Regions from separate parts of the Homo sapiens genome. Here region 1 is linked to region 2. Evidence: chromatin loops called from intact Hi-C (ENCODE). Cell type or tissue: Caco-2. All regions are shown on one strand. Links, peaks and the distances in the headings refer to the core of each region. The heading gives the core; the rest is flanking DNA.

Region 1 (11,365 bases), core at 1,692-9,691, 690 kb after region 2:
GACCATCTTACCACCTTGAGCTAAGAGCCTACCTGGGACTGAAGCCAATAGTAAAGAAAGAACACCTGAGAGACTGAAAGAGACACATTCCTGATGATATTATTTGAGCACCTTGATTTAGTTGTACTCTAACTGGACTTCATTATACGAGACTAATATATTTTCTTTTCTGCTTCCGCTGGTTTGAGTTGGATTGCAGTCTTCTGAAACTGAAAAAGTCCTAAGGTAGTATCTGAAGTCCCAATCCTACTCCTCCCAATTCCTGCACTTTTTTTTATTAAACATTATCTCTCTAGGAAGTGCCTCTTAAAATACAATTACATTATGGGCTTGGTGGTGTGCACCTTAGTCCCAGCTACTCAGGAGGCTGAGGTGGGAGGATTGCCTGAGCTCAGGAAGTCAAGACTGCAGTGAACTAAGACCATACCACTGCATTCCAGCCTTGTGGAGCAAGAAAAGAAAAGAAAAAAGAAAGAAATCAAAATTTAAAAAAAAAAAAAGTTTAAAATACAATTACATTAAAAGAATAAAATAATAAGAATATTATTTTAGCATAGATTGGCTAATGAGCAGAAAGCATGTGTGATAAACACACACACACTCACACACACAAGAACACAAATGCATCCAAATCTGAATTAGCAGACTCTAGCATGAATAACCGAATAAATGACAATGACAAGGAAATTACTGCGTTCTTTTATTAAGAATCTTTGTTTGGTGTCTATGCACACCTAAGATAATTACCTAGCTTCAGCATTAAGTGAAGCACACACAACCTTATAATAGTTCCTTGGGCCTCAAGAGTGACAAACGGCAAGTTTCTGTGACAGCGACTTTAAGGGAAGAGAAAAGGCTTCCAGGAGACGGCTGGCACAGCCAAGAAGCCATTTCTGCCATTCTCCAAAGAGAAGCTGCCTGTCTTCATTAGAAACAATCAAACAATCTGCTTAGCTTTGGAATCAGGGCCACACAGGCACGGACACCACAGCACATAATTCTTGCAGTAAAAAATAACGGAGCTCTGTTGACACCCCAACAATCAGAGGTCTTGGGACTGAAAACTGCACCAAGACCCAAAGTGACTTAAGTTGCATAATATATTTGTAAGATAAATCAGCAATCACAAAGCTCTAGGTAGAGGAAAGCTGTGGATAGGGGCTGCGTTCTAATCTGAGCCCTAATGAGCTGTGGGTCACTGCATGGGTCAGGACCTTAGTTCCCTACCTATAAAATTCTATTTGATTTTTACTCAGTTGGTTCTTCAGTTTCCTCACCTGTAACCCAAAGGGGTGGATCTCACTCTAAGATTTCTGAGGATCTTTTGATTCTAACATATATAATATATACACACACATATGTATATATATATACACACACACATATATATATATAATGCTGTCTTTCTCAGCATGGTAGTCAGGGTCCCACAGGAAATAGAAGGCATGCTCTGGGAATTTGAAGAGATGTGGGTATAGTTAAGGGAACTAGCAAGGGACGTTGAGTGTATCAGTTATCTATAGCCACCTAACCAACTACACCAAAACTTAGTGGTATATGACTTCTCATGGCTCAGGAGGTTGAATGGGTTCAGCAGGGTAGTTCTCACCAGGGTGTCTCATGCATTTGTAGTCAGACATTGGCTAGAACAAGAATCATCGGAAGGCCACCTATTCATATATCTGCACCTAGACGGGGAGGCTCACACAGGTGGAGCTGCAACAACCAGCGTCCTCAGACAGAGCTCTCTCTCTATGTGGTCTCTCCATATGGTCTCTTGTCAGGGTAACTAGACTTCTTACATGGTGGCTGAAGGCTCTAAATGTGCATGTCCCAAGAGAGCTAGGAGAAAGGTTTACCTAAAGGAGATGACCTAGCCTTGGAAGCTACATTGCGTCCCTGCTATTGATTCTATTTGTCAAGGCCAACACAAAAGCCATCCCAGGTTCAAGGGGGGTGGAGGGGACAAAGATTCCACCTTTTGATGCAGCGATGTCAAGGTTCTTTAAGAGCAAGTAGGAGAAGAAATTCTATGGTTGTTCTTTTGGAAGAAACAATCTGCCACATTGAGGCACCCAGGGCCTAGCAAGAGTGGAATGCTGTTATCACACCCAGCTTGGCCTGAAGGCCAAGGAGAGGAAATAGTGACAGCTGAACCAATGAAAGAGAGCAAACTGATAGGAGCTATAATCCTGAAGGTAAAGCCACTGGCTGACCACAGTATCAAGGGCAGGGAGAATGTGGGGTAAGAAATACTCCAACATCTCTATTCTCTGACTCTGATCTCCTGTAGATGCCTTCCATCAAGAAACTATAGGACAAAATGGGCTTCATGAGGTGGTGTATATGGGTGTACCTCCCCCCAATCCAGGGTGCAGAGAAGGGCAGTGAAGGGTGGAGAACAGATGGAGGAAGGGTACAGATTAACCACCATATTTGCTGATGCCCTGAAATGACCACACATACTCACCTGAGAATTTTAAAATACAGCTAACTGATAAAAGCAACAACTCTTACTCTGTGGCTAATAATTCAAGGACAATTTGAAAAGTGCTATAAGATTCCATCTAAGACTTGCTCCAGACAATAAAAAATAAAGTGTTTCTCTAGAACTTCCTTAAGTAAGAAAGAAACCATACACCAAAGGAAAATCAGAGCATAAGCCACTAGTTTGATTACTGCATGGAAGGAACAGTAAAGGGTTGGAACTGAAGAGGAGGTTAAAGGTAAGAGGCACAAATTTATTTACCCAGCATATTTATATGGTGCCAACAATATACTTCATATTCTGAATGTATTTATTAAAGATGTCAGTATGGCACAGAAATAACAATTCAAAGCAAAAAATGGAATCTGGATCTAAAAATGAAAAAAAAAAGTCTTTGAAGTAAGTATTAGTATTCTTTTAACTGCCAAGGGCAGAAAACAACCCTCTGGTTTTAACAAAAAGAGTATCATTGGCCCATGTTTCTGGAAAGTTCTGGTTAAGGCTGGCTTTAAGTATTGCTCAAAGGATATCACCAACTCCCAGATCTCTGTTTTTCTCTTGAAGGGATAAATGTGCAGCCCCTAGGATCTGAATATGTGGGAACACAGCCCAACTTTATCACTTAGTATCTGTTATCAACATGGGTAGATCAGTTAACTTTTCTGTGCCTTGGTTTCTCCCTCTATTAAGTGGGAATCATAAGCATACCCTCCTCATGGAGGGTTGTGAGGATTATCTGCCATAAAGGCTTTTCCCCCACTTTTCAATAAGTTATGTTATTTTATAAAATAGCTCAAAAGAATTACATGAGGATATTCTAGGTAAATAAGCATTTCAATTATGGTAGAAGAAAAAAATACATCTTAACATAAAGTCTTAAATTAGGTCTGCTAGTCAATATGGCAGGTTCAGAAACTCATCAATTGCTCTGAGAGAGGGTTCCAAGCAATGTAGCTTGCTGGGACTGGAAGAGGATTTGTTACTTTTGATTTGATCACTACTTTCTGATCTAACTGGGGGCAACAGACTGGTTGATGGCACCTAGTTCATGAACAGTCCTTGGTGACAAATGGAATAAGCTCTAATCATCCAAGTGTTGGCTTCCCCTGTGATTCTGTGTTTGTATTTGTATTGATTGGGTGGGGAATTACAAATTGAAGATCTTACAAGTTCACCCACAGCAGTGTTTATCAAAATGTTGGACCAGGCTGGGCGCGGTGGGTCACGCCTGTAATCCCAGCACTTTGGGAGGCCGAGGCAGGTGGATCACCTGAGGCCGGAAGTTCGAGACCAGCCTGACCAATATGGAGAAAACCTGTCTCTACTAAAAATACAAAATTGGTGGGGCATGGTGGCACATACCTGTAATCCCAGCTACTCAGGAGGCTGAGACAGGAGAATCACTTGAACCCTAGAGGCGGAGGTTGTGGTGAGTCGAGATAGCGCCATTGTATTCCAGCCTGGGCAACAAGAGTGAAACTCCGTCTCAAAAAAAAAAAGCTGGACCAATCACATCAGAATCACTCAGTGGTTGTTTACAGTGATGAATCCTGGTTTCCATCCTAGAAATACTTGATGAGAATATTTGCAAGGGATCTGTATTAATAAGTACCAGGTGATTCTTATGTACTCTAAAGTGGAAGATCTTAAGAATACATAGTATTTTTCTCTTGTGCATTCATCATCAACTACATTTATTTATTCATTTATTTAACAAATATTTATTTGTGTCAGTCACTGTCTGAGGTACTGAGGAATAATGTGGTCTGTAAGATCAACCAAGTCCCTGCTCTCAAGGGGCTTATACTCTGGGGGATGGAGGAGAAGAGAGGCAATACTTTATAAAACAAACAATATAATTTTGGCTAATAAGAACTATGGAGGAAATAAAGTGATGTGAGTTGGGGGCAACTGGCTCAGTGGTTTCTTTAGATCGAATAGTCAATAAAAGCTCAAGGTGGTGTAAACATTTCAGTTGAAAGACGTGCAGTATGATATTCTTTCCCCTGTTTATTCATGCTCAGGATAAAGTACACACACATATATATATACACATGAATTATAGTCCTGTTAGACAAACTGAATGAAAAAATTTAATATTAGTTTAATTAAAAGGATTTTTTTTTTTTTTTTGAGACGGAGTCTTGCTCTGTTACCCAGGCTGGAGTACAGTGGTGTGATCTTGGCTTACTACAACCTCCACCTCCTGGGTTCAAGCAATTCTCCTGCTTCAGTCTCCTGAGTAGCTTGGATTACAGGCACCCACCACCAAGCTCGGCTAATTTTTGTATTTTTAGAAGACATGGGGTTTCACCAAGTTGGCCAGGTGACCAACTCCTGACCTCAGGTGATCCGCACACCTCGGCCTCCCAAAGTGCTGGGACTACAGGCTTGCGCCACTGCACCTGGCCAAAAGGATATTTTAACTACATACTCACACATTTACATTAGACACGTCAACCATGGTGCCTACCATTATTAATAGGAACTGCCTCATTCATTGCCTCTAGGTAGGAGACTGCCCAAGACTGCCATGGGCTGAGCATGGTGGCTCATACCTGTAATCCCGGCACATTCAGAGGCCAAGGCAAGAGGATCTCTTGAGGCCAGGAGTTCAAGACCAGCCTGGGCAACATAGTGAGACCCTGTCTCTACTGAAAATTTTTTTTAAACATTAGCCATGTGTAGTGGTGTACACCTGTTATCCCAGCTACTGGAGAGGTTTAAGAGGGCGTATCACTTGAGCCCAGGAGTTGGAGCTTACAGTGAGCTATGAGCTTGCCACTGCACTCCAGCCTGAGCTACAGAAAGAGACTGGTTGTTAAAAAAAAAAAAAAAAAATAGAGACTGTCATGCTTTGAACCACATGACTTTATTCCTAGTTTACAACTGGCTGTACCCAAGGTCAATCAATCCTCAGGATGGCCAGCAGTATAGAAAAAGATAAACAGGACCATCAAATTCTCTCCCAGAAAAAGGATGAGAAGATACTTGGTGCTATGGTTGGAGATTGTTTGTTTGGTTCTGCCTAGTCCCATGGTGAAATTTGATCCCCAATGTTAGAGGTGGAGCCTGATGGGAAGTGTTTGGGTCATGGGGGCTGAACCCTCATGAATGGCTTGGTAATGAATACATTCTTGCTCTGTTGATTCCTGCCAGCACTGATTGTTAAAAGGAGCCTGGTGCCTTCCTCCCTCTCTCTTGTTCCCTCTCTCTTGACACATGACACACTGGCTCCCCTTTGCCTTCTGCCATGAAACAGTCTGAAGCCCTCACCAGAAGCAGATGCTGGTACTGTGCTTCTTGTGCAGTCTGCAGAACCATGAGCCAAATAAACCTCCGCTTTTTATAAATGACCCAGTCTCAGGTATTCCTTTATAGCAATGCAAATGGATTAAGATACTTGGTGAATGAGGCAGGGAGAAGCAAGCTCTGGGGCTGAAAGGGTATATTGAGAGAAATTGTGACACACAGTGGATCAACACGTGGCCAGAGAAGCTAAAGGGAAACAGAAACTCTGAGTAAGATGAGGAAGCAAAAACTATGAGAAAGCAAAAATAATGAGGTGGAAGCTCAGGCCCACCAAGCGTAGCTGGTTGTCACATGGATGGCAGCCTACATGTGCGGAGTTGGACAAATTCCTCTTCTCCCTTTTACCTGACTCTACTCCAGTTCCTGTTCTTCCTGTGGCTAGGATATGTGGCTTTTCCTGGGTTCCTAAATGTTTTAAATCACCAGCAGCAGGAGTAGGATAAGCACTGCTCTCAGCACACATTTTTTGAGATAACTTGAATGTGTCTCTGTCACTGAAACTATTTATAGTGTTGTTTTGAATGATGTAATTGTAGCAGGATTATAGCTTAAACACACACACAGACACACACTCCTTTTTTTGTGCCTGCTTCCTGCATGTGAGGGAAGTGAAGTGGTTGTTATGCTTATTCATTTACACATAACTTCTGGAATTCCACTCATACCCCCCAAATACAGGCCATGACTCAAAAGTGCCCCGGGCACATTCTTGCTTACTTTTCTCGCTAGCAAGTGAACAGGTGAACAGACTTATTTTGTGGGTCTGCAACAGCTTCAAGGGATTTGGAGTTCATTGATCCCAAATAACAAGAATACTTTGCAGTAACTGTCCTCCTAAGTTGATTTTATTCTGATGAACTCTTATCAGTGAGTGGTTTTTCCCTAAAAATAGTTTCTAAAAGGGCTTACACAGTGGCTACCTCCCTAGCAAGAAACAGAATGTATAAATGGAACATGCATCTAATTGTCAGACCCCATCCTCAGTTCTTTTGTGTAATATGAAAAAGAAATGTTTTAAAGCAGTCAAGATATTTAGCTCTAAAAATTAGCCAGTAAGAAGCTACTTGGATAAAGTTAAGTACGTTTTTTTTTTCTTTTTACAAACCTCCCTTTGAAATAAACCAGACAGAGGTTCCTTTCACTTCCATGGGAGTTTTCAGCAAAAGGAGAATGGAAGACTTCATAAGCTCTAAACAGCCTTGGAGGCCATTCATAGACTTCCTAGCATTCTCTGCCATTTCCCAGTGCTAACGGCCCTGAATGTAGCTTCTCACTATCGTTATTGTCCCTCTTGGGCACTAGCCTGGCAGCTGAGCTCTCTGAAGCTTATAGCCTTTGGAGTATGGGAAGAAGTTACCAACAGACACAGTCACAGGCTGCACAGAGAAGAGATGAGCCAGGAACTGGGGCAGTGGGAAGATGAAGAACATAGGGCTATTTTCACACCCTCCTGAATCCCATTTCCTGTTTCCTGCGCCTGCTGCTCCTATAGCAAGTCTGCAAAAAACCCCTGGGGTGAGGACACTCAGAAACCATCCAGACATGCACAGATTTCTCTGCCTCTGCCTCCAGAAACAAGACCTACATAGCCTGCTGCTTCTTCAAAATGTCCTCCTCATACTCTGTTGCTGCTAGCATGGCACTGGCTTGGCTTCAAGAATCCTGTCTTTTAGGGGATCAGAGGCAGATTCTGATATCTGGCCAGTACTCCACATGCTAGTTTACTATTTCCTCTGCTAGAAAATCCTCATCCTCTTCAGGTTCCTATTTTCTCACAGGTATGATGGCATATTCTTTTCTAATTTCATTTCTCTCTTTGAAAGGGTAACAGGTATAGCTTTTGGAGTGCCCCACCACCATCTCCACCAAAACTTCCTTCATTGTTCTGCCAGCTCTGAGTGAATTTCCCAGATAACCTTTTTGGTAAGTGTTCAAAATAACTCAGGACAAAAGATCCTAAGAGTAATCCTAAAAAGATCCTAATTATATTATACCTAGGGAAATACCCTAAAAGTGGGATCTCAAGATGTCAATGCATAAGTCTCTTTAAGAACTTCAGTAATGTCCATCCCTGATTAACTCTATTATAATAGCTGAACAAATCCACACAGATCCAGAGGGAAGTCCCCATTCTTTGCCTGTCTTCTCTTCCCCATAATATGGCCCCCAATCTCAGATCTCTGTGCTATTTGAGATTAGAGCTAGGATGGGCTTTATAAGTAGGCTTATTTGAAAAACAAACAAACAAAAAAACCAAAAAGATGGGTTTTTTTTTTCATCAACTACAAATTATAATCTGGGAAACTTTGAAAAGACAGCTACATTTGCAATATATTGCCCTCCCTGTATTAGCTAGGAATGCTTTTGAATACAAATCACAGAGATATAATTGTAGTTTAAACCATTATTATTAAAGAGAGGCAGGTCCAGGGTTCAATCAGTGGCTCAGTGATGTCACAGAAATAGACACTGTCTACTATTCTGCTCAGACATCCTCAGGGAGTTGGTTTTTTTCCTCCCTGCCTGTTGCCTAATGGTCACATGGCATCATATCCTCAAATCAAAGTGGATGGACAGAAAAGGGCTCAAGAGCTTTCTTCTAATAGGAGTCTGTTTCTTTTATCTGAGAATGAAAGCCAGAATTCAGTCATATGTCCATCACCAGTCCAGTCACTGGTGGAGGAGACTCACATTCCTGTGACTGACTAGAGCAATCACTATCCATTCCTGGGGCTGTAAATTAGGGTTTGGCCCCACCTTCCTTGAAATCAAGGAGTCTAGTTCTTTCATGAGGGAAAAGGGGTAAAGGTGGCGGGGGGGGAGGGGGGATGAGGAATGGTTGTTGGGTAGGCAGCCAAAAATGTCTCCCATAACCACCAAACTTGCTGATACCTGGAATCCAATCCCATAATTTTTTTCACTGATGCTTTAACCCAACAGAGGCTCTGCCCCAGTGAAAGAACACTCCTTATATTTTTAAAGACATTTATATCCCCAAAATATTTAGTTCATCACATTTTTAGAACAATACCAAATAGGAAATTGAAAACCAAGAGCGAAACATACATTATCATGAGCAGTGGTGATGCGCTTGTAAATCTTTAGCCACTAGCTGGGGACGAACCCTGATTTATGACTGTTGATTTTTGTGGTGTAAATTTTCCCACCACAGTCGGTTTCAAGCTGCCAATGGTTTAGCAATTGGCTAGCAGAATTCCTGAAAATATAATAATCAGCCCTTGTGCATTCATACTAATCAACTCCAGCACAATATTGAGTGAGTCTACTCTATACTAACATGCCGTGCACTTGTTCTGTATACTTTTGTCTGTGTGATATCTCCTTTGTTCTGGCTCTTATAACTTACGAAGTAGGTACTATCACGTTTTACAGATAGGAAACCTGGGCTCAAAGAAGTTGAGTCTTTTGCTAGTTGTTGCAGATTACAACCCAGTTCTTCTGACTCTAGGTATAGAGGAAGCCAGTGGCAGCTCAAGGCTGAGACAGCCATACATGCTAGCAATTTTACCCAAGTACCAAACAAATACTTATTACTAGAATGGTGTGTACTGTCAACTATTAATGACCTTGGAGTAATAAGAACAAAGTCAAAGTGAAAGTCACCAGAAGCCTTTATTCTTGTTTTGAAGAAAAAGAAAAGAAAAATGTAAAGATCTCATCAGAAATATCCAAAACAGAATACCTTCTGTTCACATTGCGAATGTTCTACATTTGAAAGAAAGGTGAGATCCTTCTTGTTTTTCATGACATCAGAAAGAAAATTTTCTAAAAAGCGTTCATATTGGCATTCATTCCTATCTTTAGCTTTACACCAAGGAACAGCCTTGTGGCTTCAATATATGGGCAGCTTTTACAACTTGTATATTTCCTTATTTTAAAAATATTTCCTGGCTGGGCGGGGTGGCTGACACCTATAATCCCAGCACTTTGGGAGGCTGAGGCAGGCAGATCACGAGGTCAAGAGATGGAGACCATCCTGGCCAACATGGTGAAACCCCGTCTCTCCTAAAAATACAAAAATTAGCTGGGCGTGGTGGCAGGCACCTGTAGTCCCAGCTACTCAGGAGGCTGAGGCAGGAGAATCGCTTGAACCCAGGAGGTGGAGGTTGCAGTGAGCCAAGATCGTGCCATTGCACTCCAGCCTGGTGACAGAGCAAGACTCTGTCTCAAAAAGAAAAAAAAAATCCCAGCATTTCTTCAAGCTGTGAGGCTCACTTTTCCCGTTGCCTTCCTCATTTGGTTGTAGTGAGGTACAACTATGGTCATGTAAAATGTGAAAATGCTCCATAATGGTAAAGTGCTTTGTAAAATGCAAGGCACCATTCTTTTTGCTATAATGAGCAGCCTTGGCTTAGGTTGAGCTTTCTTCAATGAGCCTCTCCTCATGAGAAGAAAAACATTCTGGTTCTCTTTCCCTTTCTCCTGTTTCATAATCTTTTCCCTCTTGGCCATTGACACAGCAGATTAGGCACATTCTCTTGATTCCAACTCACCAGTCAGGGCTTCCAGCAGTGTCCATATCATCCATCATAGGGCAGGAACATGAGGTAGCTGCTGACCCATTTCTGAAATTCCATCACCATGTCCCCCTAAATGCCCTGCCTCTGCAGTCTCAGAGTGAGGCCTGCCAGTCAGTGACATTCGTCAGTGTTTCAGGCTCACTGGCCTGGTGCTACTGTGAGTTTTTGGTGGATACCTAAAATTCTCAGGGTGCAGTAAGTTCTGCCCAGCAGAACTCTGCCTGCACAATTTAGAGTCAGAGAAGATGCTAAAGAAACCCAGAAAATGTTGTTTTCCCTGACAACAGTCAAGCTGCATGGATGTGATGATTAATATAGCTTGTTCTCCTCTGTCTCCCATTTCATCCAGATTCTACCTCCATGGCCCCCTCAGCAAGGCTCCCCAAGCCTAGCGCCAGCCATGAAAATGCAACATCCTGGTTTGTTCAACATTACACATTAAAAGATGGGCTTACTCCTCTATTCACTGCTCTTGACTGTGAACACAGTATGCTTACAGAGAACTGTGCTCCACCCTGAGAACAACTCTATGGCTGCAACATTCTTTAAAGGTACTTTTCATTTTAAACATAAAACCTTGCCCCCAAATTAATAAAGCTTTCCTCACTCACAAAGTTGTCCTCTCCCAAATGTCATGAGGCATTTATTAATAGCCATGGAATGCTACCATCAGCACCCCAGAGAGAGAGAGATGTAGTGTAATTAGCCAGAAGTAAGAGCTCAAATCGGACTGGTGAGGAGTAGCCAAATTTCTGCCAAAAGGCAAATTCTGGTCTGTAAGACATCTCCTCCCTGAATTCCTCCCTCCTCCTCCTCCTTTTTCCCCTAAAAATCAAACTCATATTTCTGTGTATTCTGAGAAACAGGAACTTGTAGAAGCCAGCAAGACATACTGACCATGAAGATTGTTACTGAAGCATATCATAGGCAAAGTAAGGCAGAGTCTAGAATCAGCACAACTATAATGTGTTTCTACCCAGATACCGTATTACTTCATCATTCTCATGCTGCTAATAAAGACATA
Region 2 (11,365 bases), core at 2,987-10,986:
TCCTGGCTCAGCTTCCTGAGTAGCTGGGATTACACACATGCACCACCATGCCCAGCCTAATGTTTGTATTTTTAATGGAGATGGGGTTTCACCAAGTTGGCCAGGCTTGTATCGAGCTCCTGACCTCAAGTGATCCTCCCACCTCGGCCTCCCAAAGTGCTGGGATTATAGGCGTGAGCCACCACGCCCAGCCAAGATCACCTTTTAATCAGGGAAACCAGTTCAACCTAAAAGGTGACATTTTCTACAAAGCTAAATGGTTCAGGCCTTCGACATTATCATTTCTTCATCTTTCATATCATGTAAATTATTTGGCCAACTAATTCTTAGGTTTCTTTTCCCCAGCATATCCTATTGGTTCCTGAGGACACGTTTTTAATGTCATGGCACCACCAATTTTGGCAGTATTGACTAACTATTTAAGAATGTAGTTTGGGGTAATGGTCAGTAGCCATATAGCTCTAGAAAAGTTGACTGCAAATGTGTATGGGAATGGAGGCAATTTTGTGGAGAATACTACCAAGATTGTGTAGGAAGCCTGAGGACAAACTTCTAAGCTAATTGAATGATAGACTATCATAAGACTAAATTCTGGGAACATATTCTTAATTTGGTACCTCATAAGCCCTCCCTCATTTTTTGAGAAAAAAAATTTCTGACTCATTCATGTCATATTTTTAACTCCTTCACAACTGGGTTTTATGATTAGTTAAAAATTATTGGCTTACAGTAATGACTCCTTGACTTTAGATTTCATGGACCAGAAAATTTCAGAAATATTTGGAGGGACTTGCATGTTATTGCACATTTTATATAGTACAAAGAACACATATAAAAGAGGGAACATTTTATGTCAACATGGTAAATAAACCATAATCTTACAATAAAAGAGGTAGGTACCTTGGATGGCATACATTTACCTGTAAGAGAAAAGTAGGCTTTAGGGAAACATTCACTGATAGCACAATTAAAATAATTATTCTGAGTAGTAAATTTTTTAAAAGTAGAGCCACTTTTCCCTTTAATGTGTTCTCCTTGAACTTTAGTCTTAGTGATCTGTCTTTATTCTTAAAAAAAATCTTTACATGTATATTTGCATAAATTGCCCAACTTTTAGTCTAGAGTAGAGATTATAGCCACCTAAGGATGGAGCGTTATGGACGTACCAATATCTAGACTACTCTCTAGTTCGAATACATCGCAAGTATGTTGTGATGTACCCAGCTATCTCACAAATATTTTTAAGCATTCATATATGAATGTTGTCAAGCACCAACCAAAGCTAGCTGTACTAGCTTAGTAACCATAGTTACAGTACTAAGAAATACCAAATTGTTGGGGACAGTTATAAATAAAGGACTCCAAGACAGAAGAATTTATGAATAAACAAATACATAGATTTTGTACAGATAGAACTTTTTAACATCAGTCTGTCCTTTACTTAGCTAATTCTTTTTATAACATTTTATTAGTTTTTTTAATACAGAGAAAAGACCTCAAAAAAAGTTTTTTTTTTAAAGCTACATTTCAAACAGTATGCAAAGGTACAGTTGAAAAGTATGCAGCATCCTTCTCCCAGCTGACAATTGGTTCAGTTTCTTGTGATTACATCCAGAAAGGGGAACATAAAAACTTCTAAGTCTGTACCAGCATAATGTCTGTTGATATATTTTTTAAGTATACGCAGAAAGGATCTTTCTATTTATACGCTATAGTGTGTATACCTTACCCTGGTAATAGACCACATTTGGTTTTGATTCATCTTACAAAATCATATGTTAGTTCATAAAGTTAATGAATGAGTACTCTTTGCTTTTAACATCTTTTTCAGGTTGGTACCCGGAGGTACATGGCTCCAGAGGTATTAGAGGGTGCTATAAACTTCCAAAGGGATGCATTTTTGAGGATAGATATGTATGCCATGGGATTAGTCCTATGGGAACTGGCTTCTCGCTGTACTGCTGCAGATGGTAAGGGAAAAAAATATTTTTAAAAAAGATATATATGCCTACCACACATATATGAAAAGGGATGATACACTCCAAGGTAATATTTTAAAGTACAGTTTTTTTTTAATTGACTCCAAGAGATGGTAGAGAATTCAGGAGGCAGGGGAGCAGTGGGTGGGGTAGGAGAGGAAAGGAATTGCTATGTATTGATCCTTTACCATTACTAGCTATGTTGCTGGACACTTCACATACCTTAAGGTTATTTCCTAAAACGGTTTCAGAGGTAGTTATTATGCTTTACATATGAGGAAATTGAGATGCAGAGAAATTAAGTAGTTTGCCTACTTTAGCCTCAAACTGGTGAATGATGAAACCTAGATTTGAAACTCTGATCCAGACATAGGGAGAGGTCTGCTTTAAGGTCATATGGGTCCTGCCCCCCAGGTTAAAGGGTTTCTATTACTTGTTCTTGTTATTGAAGTCCATGTTCAAGTCTTATAGATATTTGCTTTTATTTATTTATTTTTCTGGGTAAATTTTCAGACGATATTTCCAGTGTGACAGAACTATTTTAGTGTTTCAAGCACTGTCTTTAGTACTCCTTCATAAGGTCTTTACTCTGTCTTCAAGTATGTTGCAGCATTTTTTGTTTTGAATAATATAAGGCAAACTTGCCGACTGCTAAACTCCTAAACAGATGTAAATGAGCTTGATCTGTTTCTTAAGTTCTAATTTATAATTGCCTAAAAACTTCCTGTGATTGTCAAAGACCATAGAAGAAATTGTGAATATTTTAAGTTATAACCAATGTAACCTATGTTACTAACAATATTTTATTTTCTGAGTACTGTAATAGGCTCTCGTTGTAGGACAGACTGCCACTGGAATATGAAATTCAATATAGGGTACTATTAAAGGGAATTTAATAGAGTGTTCAGAAATGGGCATTCTTCCAGGATTGAGGGATTGGCTTGGGAGTCAATGCCAAACCTAAGAAAAGTTGAAGCAATTTTGGAATAATTTCAGAAGTCTTTAGGAAGAAGCGTTAAGAACGCAGAGTGTTTTGACTCTAAGAGGAATGACATTTATGATGTGCATTTATGGAAGCAGAAGTAGGTTAGATGGCAGATGTTATAGGAAAATATATTTTATAAGAACTTTATTAATATGAACTCTCCATAACAAATCATTGGATTAAGTAATTTAGGAGACACAAGACCTTATTCTCAAGTAATATACAGTTTAGTTAGGGCAATAAAATATATCCTGGACAATTAACTCTAGAGTAAGTTAAGTGTGAGTTGTCTGGCCCATTCCCCAGTACATAGGTATTCAATAAATGTTTCTGGGTTAGTGCAATACTTAAGAAATACAAGCATGTGTTTTAGGAGTTTAGGGGAGAAATTGCTTTGTTTATGGGGAAGAGAGGTTTCAGAGAAGTTCTTTTGGAAAAAGAAAAGGCTAGATACTGACTTTTCTTAAATGCCATGAAATAATTTCAGAGTCAGGCATTTCTGACTCTTAAGTCAGAACCCAATTGTTAAGTCAGAAATTGGGGTAGAGAGGATAGTGTGAGCATTGATTGCTAAAGTAGGTGCTTTCACGTGTGTTGATGGTTACTTGTTTGTTAAATGAAGTAATTCTCAAACTTTAATGTGTCATACCAGATTCTTAGGAATCTTGTTAAAATTTAGATTCTGACTCAGTAGGTCTGGGTTGAAGCCTGAGAGTCTACATTTCTTAAAAGCTAAGCTACCAGTTGACGGCAGTGTTGCTGGCCTGTACACCACATAAGTGTTGAATAGACACCTTAGAATGTCGGTACTTTGTCACTGGAAGTACTCAAGCAGAGACCAACTGTCCAGCCATAGATAATTCTTATATTTGAAGAGGGTTAAGTTAGATGACCCCTTTATGATTCATTGTATTCTACCCAGGAGTATTTAGTGCATTTCAAGAGCTTCACAAAATTTGTGTTTATGCACACATACATCTATCTGGTCACTGATACTGCTCAGTGGTGACCTGTGTCTGTCAAAGGAAGGCAATCCAGTGATTAAAACCAGACTTCAGAGTTATTTAGAGAGTTGGGTTCAATTCCAGCTCTACCGTTTAACAGCTGTATGTCTTTGTGCAAATTATGTAACTTTTCTGAGCTTCTTATCAGTAAATAGAGGTACTGCCATCTTAACCCTGTGAAGTAAGTAATATATGTAAAGTTTCTGATCAGGATAGGTGCTTACTGGATGTTAGTTATTATTAACTCCTAAATACAATTTTCTATTTATCTGAGTAGGCCTAAGAAAAAAGGAATTATTTATGTTGTTTAATGTTGTCTATGAAGGCACATCCTGACTTGTTGGGACCCCTAGTTGGAGAGCCTGTTTGTGATTTTCTAAAAAATAAACATGTACTTTTTGGCAGCTGTTGTGAGGGAGTGTAGAGAAGAGGTATGACTCTGAGGTGCATAATTCCTCATGTGGGGCATGCAGGGGGTTTGGATATGCCATAGAATAAACATGGTTATAATAGATTGAACCTAGAGCCTCCAGAGCTGGAAGCACCACTGTTAACATTCTGATCTGAATTGTAAGGAATGGGTACCTTAAAGGGATATTATATAACGTTAATTTACAAATACTGATTGTTCCTTATGTCCTCTGTGCAGATGGAAATAGGCATCCTTTATACCTAGATAAGAAAGCCCCTTATGCAATCTTTAAGGGAATTACATGCCAAATTATAGGCCTTTTCATTTCCCATACATTAGTTTGGTCACACTGTGGTATAAGTACAGTTGAGAGTCTGTTTCTCTTCTGTCCTCATAGCATGTAAACAGTTGGGAATAGGTGACAGAGTATATTTTAGAAAGTTTGTACCAGTTTGAAAGTCAGGAGGATTTTAATGAAAATGATTTATTTTACTTTTCTTACTTTTCAGGACCTGTAGATGAATACATGTTGCCATTTGAGGAGGAAATTGGCCAGCATCCATCTCTTGAAGACATGCAGGAAGTTGTTGTGCATAAAAAAAAGAGGCCTGTTTTAAGAGATTATTGGCAGAAACATGCTGTAAGTTATCCAGTTAGCTTTTCATTTGAAATTCCAATAAAACACTTTTCAGAGGAATTATTTATCTCTGCACATTTCTCTTTCTTCTGCAAGTATTTTCTGGAAGGTGATCTTCACACAGGATATTCTAGAGTTCTAGAGGCAGAATTAGGGCTATGTCTGTATACCCCTGAAGGTGATTGTAAAGTAATAGAGCTTTAGAGGGCTTTTGTCTCAATGGTCCTGTGCAGAAGATTGTGTCATCTATTTAGAAAGTTTCCCAGGGAAAAGGCATGCCAGACTCGGAAACTGTGGATAGTTGGGTAACTTTGCTGATGACCACTTCCAATATGACAACATTTTAAAAAGTTTATGAAGCACCATGTTTTCTCCTCTCCATGGGAGTTTGTTGTAGCCTTTTAATTTCGGCTTAGACTTTCAAGTCTTAATAGTGCTTTAAAACTATAGAGACCAGGCACATAACAGTATTGCCCTGGTTATTTCAGTCTAAATATAACTAGAAACCTGGCTAAAACCAGGTAGAGAAATCCCAAGGGTGGCTTTCTGATCTTCTGTTTAATTGTAAGATAGAAATGCTGATATTAACTAAGAAAACAATAAAAATTGGTAGGTCCCCTTTATCCTTGATTTTTGAGTCCATTTGAAGGGTTAGCATTGAAATGACCTGGGTTATGAACAAGGGATAGAGATTTTTTTTTTGGAGTTAAAAAAATTCCTCTTGTGATAGTCTCATGCTTAAAAAAAAAGTTCTGTTTGTGCTTTTCTTTATGATTCTGCACATGGTAGTCAATAAAAGTGAATGTTGACAGAAACTTCTTTGACCCAGAAAAATAGCCATTTCTTCATGAAAATTTTATTGTTTCCTAATAGAAAACAAAAACTGCTGTGGCGTTTGAGTATATGTTTTTCTCCTTTTAGGGAATGGCAATGCTCTGTGAAACCATTGAAGAATGTTGGGATCACGACGCAGAAGCCAGGTTATCAGCTGGATGTGTAGGTGAAAGAATTACCCAGATGCAGAGACTAACAAATATTATTACCACAGAGGACATTGTAACAGTGGTCACAATGGTGACAAATGTTGACTTTCCTCCCAAAGAATCTAGTCTATGATGGTTGCGCCATCTGTGCACACTAAGAAATGGGACTCTGAACTGGAGCTGCTAAGCTAAAGAAACTGCTTACAGTTTATTTTCTGTGTAAAATGAGTAGGATGTCTCTTGGAAATGTTAAGAAAGAAGACCCTTTGTTGAAAAATGTTGCTCTGGGAGACTTACTGCATTGCCGACAGCACAGATGTGAAGGACATGAGACTAAGAGAAACCTTGCAAACTCTATAAAGAAACTTTTGAAAAAGTGTACATGAAGAATGTAGCCCTCTCCAAATCAAGGATCTTTTGGACCTGGCTAATGGAGTGTTTGAAAACTGACATCAGATTTCTTAATGTCTGTCAGAAGACACTAATTCCTTAAATGAACTACTGCTATTTTTTTTAAATCAAAAACTTTTCATTTCAGATTTTAAAAAGGGTAACTTGTTTTTATTGCATTTGCTGTTGTTTCTATAAATGACTATTGTAATGCCAATATGACACAGCTTGTGAATGTTTAGTGTGCTGCTGTTCTGTGTACATAAAGTCATCAAAGTGGGGTACAGTAAAGAGGCTTCCAAGCATTACTTTAACCTCCCTCAACAAGGTATACCTCAGTTCCACGGTTGCTAAATTATAAAATTGAAAACACTAACAAAATTTGAATAATAAATCGATCCATGTTTTGTAACAAATTCACTGTGTTATTTAAGGAAAAAAAGGTAAGCTATGCTTAGTGCCAACAATAAGTGGCCATTCGTAAAGCAGTGTTTTAGCATTTCTTGTGCTGGCTTGTAATGTAGGGAAAAAAAGTGCTGTTTTTTGAAAAGATGGTGTCATTTCCCCCTTCTTCCCATGTTTTAAAGCCCCATCTTATATCCAGTTCCCAAAATTTGCATACTTACCTAAGTATTTTTTTTAGGTGTGCTGTGTTTGGGGAATATTTGAAAATTTAAAGCATGATTTAAAATTTTTTAAAGTGAGCTGTGACACTGGAAAGCTCTTCATTTTATCTTTTAAAATAGAGTTTTTTCTATTTATATATGTAAAATTGTAGTGTATTTCTTTTCACCAAACAGTGTGTGGGACATTCTTTATCACTGTTTTAGGATCACCTCAGGAAGTGTCGTTACCCAGAATTCCCCACTGTCTGCTATGAGACTTGTAACTTTATCACTATACTTCTGCTTGGTGCCATCTTGTCAGAGTAATATTTGATGTCTGTGATATGTAAAGAATTATCCTAGGATAAAGATATTAAACTTTAAGCAGATTTCAGATGTTACTGCTTTAAAACAAATCAGGGATAACAAATTAAACGTATAACTTAAAATATGCAATGACATTTAGAGGTAACCAATGTTGATATAGGTAGCATAGCCTAGCCTCCTCCCCAAAATTGCTTTTACAACTAACACTGATACTAATTTAGGATAGTTCATGCCTTATCCTTGCTAAGAAAATGGAATTGATGGTAGGCAGGTGCTAAAGTGCTTTTCAAAACAATATTACGTTAGAATACAATTGGATTCTTCCTCAAATTTATACAGGCCAAAAAGTAAAACATTAATTTTCTGAATTTCCAGATTACCAATCAATTAATCAACAAATAGCCAGTATTATGCTGTGTATTTCTGTCAGGTCATTTTAAAATCCATGTTAATTTTATAAAAGAATTTTTTACATGTCACTGTCAGGAGCTCACTGTGAATGTGTTGTCTTCAAATGGTTATTTAACCACACAGTACACTACATTTTACATATATGTACGTAATCTCTGGGAATAGTAAATTAATTATGTTATTTATAAACAATACATAGGTCAACAGACTTTAAGCAGGGAGGAAAAGAAGAGTAATAGCGTCTGTGTGCTGCAGACCATTCAGAACTGTCACGTGTGTCCCCATGGTCTCATTCATTGTATTCCTAGCAATTCCCTTTTCAATGTTGAGTTCACCTCTTTATTTCACAAAGTACTTGGTCTCTCAATTTCTTGATCTGGTTTTGCTTCCATTTAAAAACTAATCAAGAAGGGAAAATATTGAGAATGTGCATACAAGAAAATCATTAATTTCCTGAAGATGAATTTCTACCTGTTGTGAACATTTAACTTTCTTTTTAAAAGTTAAACAAAAATAAACAAGGGATATTATGATGAATGTTTGGCTTATGTGAGTACTAGAGATAAAATTTTTAAACCCAGTTATTCACAATATAAAATGTTTTCAAGTTAGAAAAAATTTTTAGAAATCCTGGGTATTGTATTTAACTGTAGCTAACCAATTTTAAAACTTGTATTCTTTTGAGAACTATTATTAATAGAAAAACTTTTTATAAGCAGTAAAATAAGAATGTTCCAGTGACTACCTGTCCTTATACCTAGTCTTGTTAAAACTTTCTTTTGCAGGGTATTTAGTGTTTGGTTTACAGTCAGTGCAGAGTGGGCAAGTTAACAGAAAGTTTGAGCTAGAGATACTGGAAAAAAAAAAGATCAAAGAATGAGAAAAATGGTGATCCATTTTGGGGCAAACTGAGACCCCCCAAATAACTCTTTCCTCATGTGTATGGTGCTCCTCATGACTCGTCTTGTATTTTGCCTTTCTGATACCCATCAGAACTGCTGCTGCTCTAACTTATACTCTTTACCTTGCCCAGATCTCCGCGTAAGGAATGCTTTATGATCAACTTGCCATAGGACTGATGGATTAACCAGTGTTCGGCTTTATTTGAAGTCTATGCCCTGCACAGCTCTTGTATGTATTTTAGATGCTAGAAGTTTTTTTAGCATGTGATGTGTGATTCTTGTTTGAATTCTAGGTACCTTGTGAATTCCAGAAAAAGAGACTGTGCTTCACGATTGTTAGTCCCATGAACTTGCACTATCTATCTTTCATGGTGATGTTTTGAAAATACAATCAGGAAAAAACCCAACACCTTTGGAATTTAAAATAGAATCATATCATGAAATTTAAAAAGAATCTCTTCTGTTGCATTTCCTCACCCCTAAGTAACAGCTACATTTAAGTAAAATGCAGGTGGTAGGGGAAAAAAAACCATGGCGAGATGGTGGTTTAGTGGAATAAACTGATTACTGGTTTTTTTGTTTTTTTTTTTTTTTTTAAAGAAAGAAGCTTCATCACAGATACTTTCCAGTTTCTCTTTTATACTTTTTTGAAAGATTACTTTTTAGGAACATTTGGTATGATATGCATAAAATTATTTATCCATTTATGGGCAAAATGATACAAGTAGCATCTTGATTGAACATCATTTACCTCAGATATTCAACCAGCAGTACGTTTTTTATGCAGTCTCAACCCATATCCCATTTGTTACCTCTCAGAATATTGGTAAGCAGTTATTTTCGCTTTACTCTGTATTTCTTGTGTTTTGGGCACAGGTTATTGTACTACTGTCAAATCGTACTTGCTATTTTTTCTGCAAGTATTTAACAGAAAGCTTAAAATCCCCATAAAACCCCACCTTGGATAAGTGATTGTTAAATATTGTACAAATAAAATGTATGCTATCCCCATTCCATCCCCAAGTTAAATAAAAAAATGAATACGGTATGATTTGCATATGCAGTTTTTCTTTAGCTATGTTTTTTTTTTTTTTTATACTTTAAGTTTTAGGGTACATGTGCACATTGTGCAGGTTAGTTACATAGGTATACATGTGCCATGCTGGTGCGCTGCACCCACTAACTCGTCATCTAGCATTAGGTATATCTCCTAATGCTATCCCTCCCCCATCCCCCCACCCCACAACAGTCCCCAGAGTGTGATATTCCCCTTCCTGTGTCCATGTGATCTCATTGTTCAATTCCCACCTATGAGTGAGAATATGCGGTGTTTGGTTTTTTGTTCTTGTGATAGTTTACTGAGAATGATGATTTCCAATTTCATCCATGTCCCTACAAAGGACATGAACTCATCATTTTTTATGGCTGCATAGTATTCCATGGTGTATATGTGCCACGTTTTCTTAATCCAGTCTATCATTGTTGGACATTTGGGTTGGTTCCAAGTCTTTGCTATTGTGAATAATGCCACAATAAACATACGTGTGCATGTGTCTTTATAGCAGCATGATTTATAGTCCTTTGGGTATATACCCAGTAATGGGATGGCTGGGTCAAATGGTGTTTCCAGTTCTAGATCCCTGAGGAATCGCCACACTGACTTCCACAATGGTTGAACTAGTTTACAGTCCCACCAACAGTGTGAAAGTGTTCCTATTTCTCCACATCCTCTCCAGCACCTGTTGTTTCCTGACTTTTTAATGATTGCCATTCTAACTGGATAAAATACTGGCAAAACGAATCCAGCAGCACATCAAAAAGCTTATCCACCATGATCAAGTGGGCTTCATCCCTGGGATGCAAGGCTGGTTCAATATACGCAAATCAATGAATGTAATCCAGCATATAAACAGAGCCAAAGACAAAAAACACATGATTATCTCAATAGATGCAGAAAAAGCCTTTGACAAAATTCAACAACCCTTCATGCTAAAAACTCTCAATAAATTAGGGATTGATGGGGTGTATTTCAAAATAATAAGAGCTATCTATGACAAACCCACAGCCAATATCATACTGAATGGGCAAAAACTGGAAGCATTCCCTTTGAAAACTGGCACAAGACAGGGATGCCCTCTCTCACCACTCGTATTCAACATAGTGTTGGAAGTTCTGGCCAGGGCAATTAGGCAGGAGAAGGAAATAAAGGGTATTCAATTAGGAAAAGAGGAAGTCAAATTGTCCGTTTGCAGACGACATGATTGTATATCTAGAAAACCCCATCGTCTCAGCCCAAAATCTCCTTAAGCTGATAAGCAACTTCAGCAAAGTCTCAGGATACAAAATCAATGTACAAAAATCACAAGCATTCTTATACACCAACAACAGACAAACAGAGAGCCAAATCATGAGTGAACTCCCATTCACAATTGCTTCAAAGAGAATAAAATACCTAGGAATCCAACTTACAAGGGATGTGAAGGACCTCTTCAAGGAGAACTACAAGCTACTGCTCAAGGAAATAAAAGAGGATACAAACAAATGGAAGAACATTCCATGCTCTTGGGTAGGAAGAATCAATATTGTGAAAATGGCCATACTGCCCAAGGTAATTTACAGATTCAATGCCATCCCCATCAAGCTACCAATGACTTTCTTCACAGAATTGGAAAAAACTACTTAAGTTCATATGGAACCAAAAAAGAGCCCACATCGCCAAGGCAATCCTAA

What was found. A loop is a pair of places that touch in the nucleus more often than their neighbours do. Peaks named below come from ENCODE experiments on the same cell type or tissue, not always from the same donor. Only the 100,000 strongest peaks of a DNase experiment are listed, where the experiment ranks them.
Region 1: it touches region 2 in a loop (14-fold over the local background); 1 of 110 quality-filtered maps calls a loop at or near these places.

Annotation. Positions count from the first base shown.
Region 1 is chr2:148,608,496-148,619,860 of GRCh38, forward strand. No RefSeq gene overlaps it. Among named protein-coding and RNA genes, the nearest start is that of EPC2, 31 kb to the right of the region's middle. RefSeq lists enhancers at 5,316-5,921, 5,923-6,052. In Caco-2, for the core only: no CTCF peak of the experiment used is centred there; a DNase peak (open chromatin) is centred at 6,486.
Region 2 is chr2:147,921,142-147,932,506 of GRCh38, forward strand. ACVR2A (activin A receptor type 2A) reads left to right here. Exons shown (of 11, transcript NM_001616.5): 9 at 1,832-1,970; 10 at 4,890-5,020; 11 at 5,939-9,681. The coding sequence ends at 6,133. It overlaps ORC4 (origin recognition complex subunit 4), which reads right to left. Exons shown (of 14, transcript NM_181741.4): 14 at 9,255-11,365. Among named protein-coding and RNA genes, the nearest start is that of ACVR2A, 82 kb to the left of the region's middle. In Caco-2, for the core only: no CTCF peak of the experiment used is centred there; a DNase peak (open chromatin) is centred at 6,020.